2 separate regions of the Homo sapiens genome follow, and region 2 is linked to region 1. The links are chromatin contacts, found by Hi-C in ENCODE. All regions are on one chromosome and are shown on one strand. The core of a region is the stretch at or near the end of the contact, and the rest is flanking DNA. Distances in the headings are between cores, read along the strand shown. Region 1 holds the start of LNX1-AS1 (LNX1 antisense RNA 1). Region 2 overlaps LOC124900702 (a long non-coding RNA gene).

Region 1 (3,110 bases), core at 317-2,816:
TGGCTGGGTTGCTTAATGCTCTAAGCTTCAGCATTTCTTCATCTGAAAAGACAGAGATGGGTCTGGGCATGGTGGCTTACACCGGTAATCCTAGCACTTGGAGGCCAAAGTGAGAGGATCTCTTGAGCCCAGGAGTTTGAGACCAGCCTGGGGAACATGGTGAGACTTTGTCTCTACAAAAAATGAAATTAGTGGGACATGGTGGCACACACCTGTACTCCCAGCTTCTTGGTCTGAGATGGGAGGATTGCCTGAGCCCATGAGGTCAAGGCTGCTTTGAGCCAAGATTGTACCACTATACTCCAGCCTGGGTGACAGAGTGAGATCCTGTCCCCCCACCCCCAAAAAAAAAAAAAAAAAAGATTATTATCATCTATTTCATAGGGTTATTGTGAAGACTAAACAAAAAAATGCATTCAAATACCTTAACTCAATGTCAGCATATAACAAACTCTCAGCTAATAAGATTATATCCTTTAGTCCTTGAGTAAGGACATAATATTGAGCAAATTTTTTACTTTCCAGACCAACACAAGTTTGGCAGTTTAAAAATTCCTTTATCTCTTTAAGGTCACTAGGATCTCATTGGTGTTGCTCTAACATCATTTACAAGTGTGAATGGTATGTCCTTTCAAGCTATCAAATCAAACATTCTCTAGCGGTTTAGGTTTGGCAGTGTGGTTTTTGTAAATCTGTTGGAAAAGATGGTAACAAGGGAAGGGGAATGAGGGAGGGAAAATTGGCTTTTGTGATTATTTCCAAATCTTTCTTTGCTCAGAATGAATTTTTTTCCATTCCCTTGTTATACCAGACATGTTCTAGCAATTGCCTGTGGTATAGCCTACTTAATATAACCAAAGTAGTTTAAACATTAATTGAACTCAATCACCCGAGTACTGTTAGTACCAGGAGCTGACTGCTGAAGCCAGCTTACCCCTGCCTTATGCAGTCACTTCAGTTCAATCAGTATAGAGATTAAGGACCCACATTTACAACATCTCGGGTTTCCTCTGCCCACTAAGTTACTTTGCCCTAACATACTTAGAAATAATTTTAATTCTTTATTGTTCTTAGAGAGTTGAGTACTTATTAATTCATTAGGGAAAATGGACTAAGGTCACGGGTTTTGAAAATGCTCACAAGGAACTAGAAGCAGGCCTGCCATGTGAGATCTTTCCAGATGCCATAACGAAAGGAGACTCTTAAGGTGAGGCAGCTGTCAGCACCTACGGAAGACAGAAGCATCTCAGCCCTTTACATTCAAACTTGAGCCTCTAGCTGCTTGGAGGAGCCCCTTTTTCCACCAAGCTAGGTGTGGCTTGTTCCCATCACTTGTTGGTGTCCCCTCTGAACACTTCTATTCAAACTGAAGTGAAAAAAAAAACAATGCCAGTCGGTGCTGCTGGCTCATAGGTCCATAGAGCAAGTCCCTCATGGGCTCTGGCCTGGCTGTGAACCCCTGGCTCCAGGGATACCTGACAGAGAGTACCGGTCACAAGAACTCTGGGTTCTGACCTGGCTCTCAGGACCACCTAACTTTGGGATGTCCAGTCAGTTACTTCACTCCCCTTCTCTCAGCCTTAAACCTCCTCACTTGTAGTGTTTGACTATCACTGTCAAGCAGCAGGACAATTAGAGCAGCTGTTTTCTGTGTGGTCACAATGGGATGAAAGATGAGAAGAGAGCTAGGAGAGATTTCTTGGGGAAAGCAGATTCATCAGTTTAAAAATACAGTTTGAAAACACCAGCCTAGATGATCTTTGAATCTCCTTGCTCTGAACTCAGTGATTTCAGGCAAACCAGGGATGAACTGCTCAAGGCCACCAACTAGGCCTTGGCCTCTTCTTGATCATGAATCAGGCCTCTTCCATTTGTTAACAACAATGTCTGGTAGAAAGAACTGATGTTCCCCCAAGCCTGAAAAGCAGAGTCTTTAAGGAAGAAATTTTCAAAATTATCTGAGAGGGCAAAGTGGCAAATTGGTTCTGTTTTTTACCTCTCAATAAGCAAGCGATAAAACTGCAATTCATTCCATTAAAAATGATTCATTCACTTCTATTAATTCAGTAAACTTCAGCTGAAGGCCTCTGCATGCAGAGATATATGCAGAGAACCATGGAACAGCGAGAGTTTATGCCCTCAGGTTTTATGGGCATGATATGAGGTATATAAGAAATGAGTATAAGCTGGGAGAGGTGACTCACACCTGTAATCCCAGCACTTTGGGAGGCCGAGGTGGGTGGATCACCTGGGCTCAGGATTTCAAGACCAGCCTGGACAACATGACAAAACTCCGTCTCCACAAAAAATGTAAAAATTTGCCAGGAATGGTGGCATGTGCCTGTAGTCTTAGCTACTTGGGAGGCTGAGGTGGGAAGATCACTTGAGCTCAGGAGGCGGAGGTTGTAGTGAGACACTGCATTCCAGCCTGGGCAACAGAGTAAGACCCTGTCTCAAAAAACAGAAACAAAAACAAAAAGGTAAAAATAACAATAATGGGTTGAGTGCCATGAGAAATAGCTAGAAAGCTTTATAGGAAGTGGGCTGTTTAGAGCAAGGGAAGGAGGAATCAGGGTAGAGTTTAATTGGAAGGGCCTTGAAGGAAAAATTGGGTTTAAGCTCAGGATGAAAAACATTCCAAGCAGAGAAACTTACATTGACACAGAGGCAGGAAAATGGAAAACATGTATGAGGAAAAATGAATAGTTTAGTTTGGCTGACACTGAAGTTTGGCAAGAAGAGTAGTTGGAAAGGTCCATTGGGTGGGTGTCTTAAATAAACACTCTTTGTCCATTTCAGTCTTTCCAAGGTTGTACCACCTGATTCCAGATGGTGAAATTACCAGCATCAAGATCAATCGAGTAGATCCCAGTGAAAGCCTCTCTATTAGGCTGGTGGGAGGTAGCGAAACCCCACTGGTCCATATCATTATCCAACACATTTATCGTGATGGGGTGATCGCCAGAGACGGCCGGCTACTGCCAGGAGACATCATTCTAAAGGTAGAGACTGTGGCTGTGGGGCTGCAGCAAGGGGCTTGATATAAAAAAATGCTTCTGAGCAAACAATTGGATAGATGGATGGATGAATGAGGGAAATGGTAAAATAAA
Region 2 (3,110 bases), core at 298-2,797, 410 kb before region 1:
TGACAATAGGGGAGATTGTGTTCTGGTTGGAAAAGGAAGAATTAATTTAAGAAAATAGTTTGGAGTCTGCTTCCTATAATTTTGTTCTTAAATTTTAACCTAGTGGCAGCAACTTTATGTCCTTTCTCTCCCAGGACAGTTCTAGGGACAAATATTTAGCTCCACTGTGCCTACCAGGGAATTGTATTTTATAGAACGTGTGCTTTGATTGGCAGCTTGAAAAACATGGTTAAAGTCGTGATCAGCACGAATGGAACAGTCAGGAAATGGGTCCCAGGGAACTTTTCCATTCCCACTACTCTTTGAAAAGCCCTGCAAAGATGCTATTGCAAATTTCTGTCTCATCAAACCGGGGATATTACCTTTATAAAAAGAATGCAAGGACTCATAATTCATGATATCCTCTCACCAACGATAGATCTCTAAATTATCAGGAGTAAAGTATATTTAAGAGTAAGAAAATATCTATCAAAGAAGAAAGTCAAGAAATGAATCTGTTTAGTTGTTTTCTTCCTGCTAAGAGCCTCTGATGGAGCATTTACACTGGCTTATGCTCATGTGTGTAGGATCGGCCAAATGCAAGTGGAAAATTATTAGCCAGGCAGTAGTCAGAATGCTCATCCATTCAAGAGCTTCCATTCAGATATATGGAGCTGAAATCTGAAACTAAGGGCTCTGTCCTAACTTTAGCAACTTAATTGCATAGAGCTCCACAGTGGCCTGATTAAGAATGGCTGGTGTCTTGAAATATTTTGAAAATACTGATACCAAAAGATTTTATTCTGAAAAATTATTATCCAATGAGGAAAACGAAAAGGAACCAGTTACAGAAAAGCCTACAGTCTCCGGGGATTGATGATAGAGCACATCATTGAAATGACTGCTATTTCAGAGAAAAGCAGTGCGGAGTTTACATGCTTTCCTTATAACATGAAATTTTAGTCCTTTGTCCAACACTGGGAAGTTAGAGGGAAGGAAACGTCTCTTTACTAACGAGAAAATGCACATTTGCTTCAAAACTATGGGGATGTTCTTTTTTTTTTTTAAACGGTATCCTTGTAAGTTTCTTTATTTGAAATGTGCATGAAATACCACATATGAATTTCTTGAATTTATGTAGTACTTGACTTGTCAAAGATCTTTCTCATGGGTAGGATTATTGGCAGTAAAGATAAGCTGTGGGAGAAAGGCCGGGGAAAAGTCAGTTGATGGTGTTAATTTATGAAGCAGAGTGGAAACAGAAACTAAAGGCTTATTTTCTCTCATTTGAGCAACAGGCTGGTGTTTGGCAAACTGTCCTGGGGGATATTTAGGTGAAGAAGGGCAGGCGTCGTGATCGAAGACTTATCTCCCTTCTTTTCATCTGCACACTTCTTCTCTGACCACAGTTTGAGCACTTTTCAATCACCAGCAGTCTCAGCAGGGCAAGGCTGCCACACGCTTGCTAATGGTATCCCAAACGCTGCATTTCTGGGGCTCATCCAGGAAGCACGGTGATAGACAAGCGAGTTACCGTATTTCCTCTGAAACTGCCTCCCTAAACATCAAATCAATCAGCATGGTTGGACTGCAGGCCACCACTATGTGCTGGCACTAACTATACCATGCTTCTAGGCCCTGCTTGATACTTCCAAAATAACGAAGGACACACAGGCACGCCTATAAAGCGTAATGACTGTTTAGTTGGCCTTTCCGTGGGAATATAGAATCTGCCAAACATAACTACTGATTTAGAGCTCGTCTAGGAATTCCTCCTAGCCCTGAGGTCTCAGTGTTTAGAGATATTTTCCATAAACTGGCTTAAGCCACTGCAGCATTGAATAAATAAATGCAAAGCACAAAGCTGCCAGTGTCTCTCTAGAAGAGTAGATTCTGTGCAGTGGGGTAACACAATGAGCTGTGCATGGAGCCTCTCAGAACGGTGAGTAGCGAACTTCCATCTGACAAAACAGATTTTCTAGTTTGACTTTGAACTTAAGTCAACAAAGATAGAAAAAGTGTGGAAAGTGTAGTCATTTAAAAAGAAGGTCCTGGTGACTATTTTGCTAACTGCAGAAGGCTCTTTACCAGAGTGTTAGCAGTTTATTTTTCAGAGCATTTCCTCAAGACAATGTGTATGAAAGCATTTTGTAATCAGTGGAGTACTTAAACGGCAATGACTATGCAGATACATTTCCAAACTCCTCAAAGTGAAAATGTGTTAGAACATCAGATAAGAGTGAACAAAAGCACAAAAGAGGCATTGCACATCCCTTATAGGCACACGAGACAGTGTGTTCCATTTTGAGAGATCTTATTAAGGAGATTGAAGAGGCTGGGATAATTTTGAATACGATTTCTACCCAGGCAGAGTCAGATGCAGAATTAAAGAAGATAAAGTAGGAGACTTTAGGAGAAATGTATACAGTTCTCATTACCATATACATCCTCTCTTCCTTTAGTCAGAACAACAGCTCTTTGAAATAAGGAAAAAAATAGTCTTGCTCAGCCAAGAGGAACCTGGAAGCTCCCCTTGGATGTTACTGCCCAGGCAAACCTGATGTTCTGTAGTGTGTTCACTAGGATTCCAGAAGCTGGCCAAGTAAGGATGAAGCATCACTGTTTTAGGGGGAGCCAAACTGTGGTGTCCATGGCTGTTCCCCTATGCATCAGTCATTAAGCTTGCCACCAGCTGCTGACATCTAAAGCTGAAAGGAGGGATGTCACGGTACAATAAAATGTATAAGCCAATAAACCTTTATTTGGTGATTGGTCATGCTCTTCTGTATCCTGCCTGGCCATAGCCTATTTTTATCACCAGACTCAAGGAGGGCCTTCACTCACAGAGCTTGTCCACAATAAAGGCTCATTCGTTCCAGGCATAAGCATTGCCCCTAGAGCAGCCTCTACCTTCTCTTAAATAAGAAGACCAAGGGAAACCCAACAACAATAGCAACAATAATAACAAAACAATTGAGGACTGGACACTCACGAGCAGCACCATTGGCTGGGAGACCTGGTCCAGGATAGGTTGGGTGCTGGTTCCCAGGAAGGTGTACTTTTCACTGGAGTCTCAGTTGCTGGAGAAACAATGCTGAAGGTTCTCTTTGGTGACCATGTTATGTTTTTTT

What was found. Hi-C counts contacts between places; a loop is a spot of excess contacts on that map. Pooled maps may share reads with other maps.
Region 2: a loop to region 1 is called in a map of heart right ventricle, with 3 times the contacts of the local background. The contact joins the enhancer-like site here to the promoter of LNX1-AS1 in region 1. A Hi-C loop is called at or near these places in 15 of 168 maps with a recorded cell type or tissue (Calu3, IMR-90, MCF 10A and 10 more), 4 of 37 single-sample maps with no recorded cell type and 23 of 50 pooled maps.

The regions. Positions count from the first base shown.
Region 1 is chr4:53,498,533-53,501,642 of GRCh38, reverse strand. It overlaps LNX1-AS1 (LNX1 antisense RNA 1), which reads right to left and starts at 1,566. Exons shown (of 4, transcript NR_046622.1): 1 at 1,516-1,566; 2 at 1,141-1,226. LNX1 (ligand of numb-protein X 1) reads left to right here. Exons shown (of 11, transcript NM_001126328.3): 5 at 2,800-3,002.
Region 2 is chr4:53,904,513-53,907,622 of GRCh38, reverse strand. All of the region lies in intron 1 of LOC124900702 (a long non-coding RNA gene), which reads right to left. Among named protein-coding and RNA genes, the nearest start is that of CHIC2, 160 kb to the left of the region's middle. Within about 2 kb of position 1,547, at least 9 of the 41 ENCODE cell types and tissues checked have a DNase peak (open chromatin) inside an H3K27ac peak, as active enhancers do; they include IMR-90, heart right ventricle and ovary, where a contact is called at or near this core.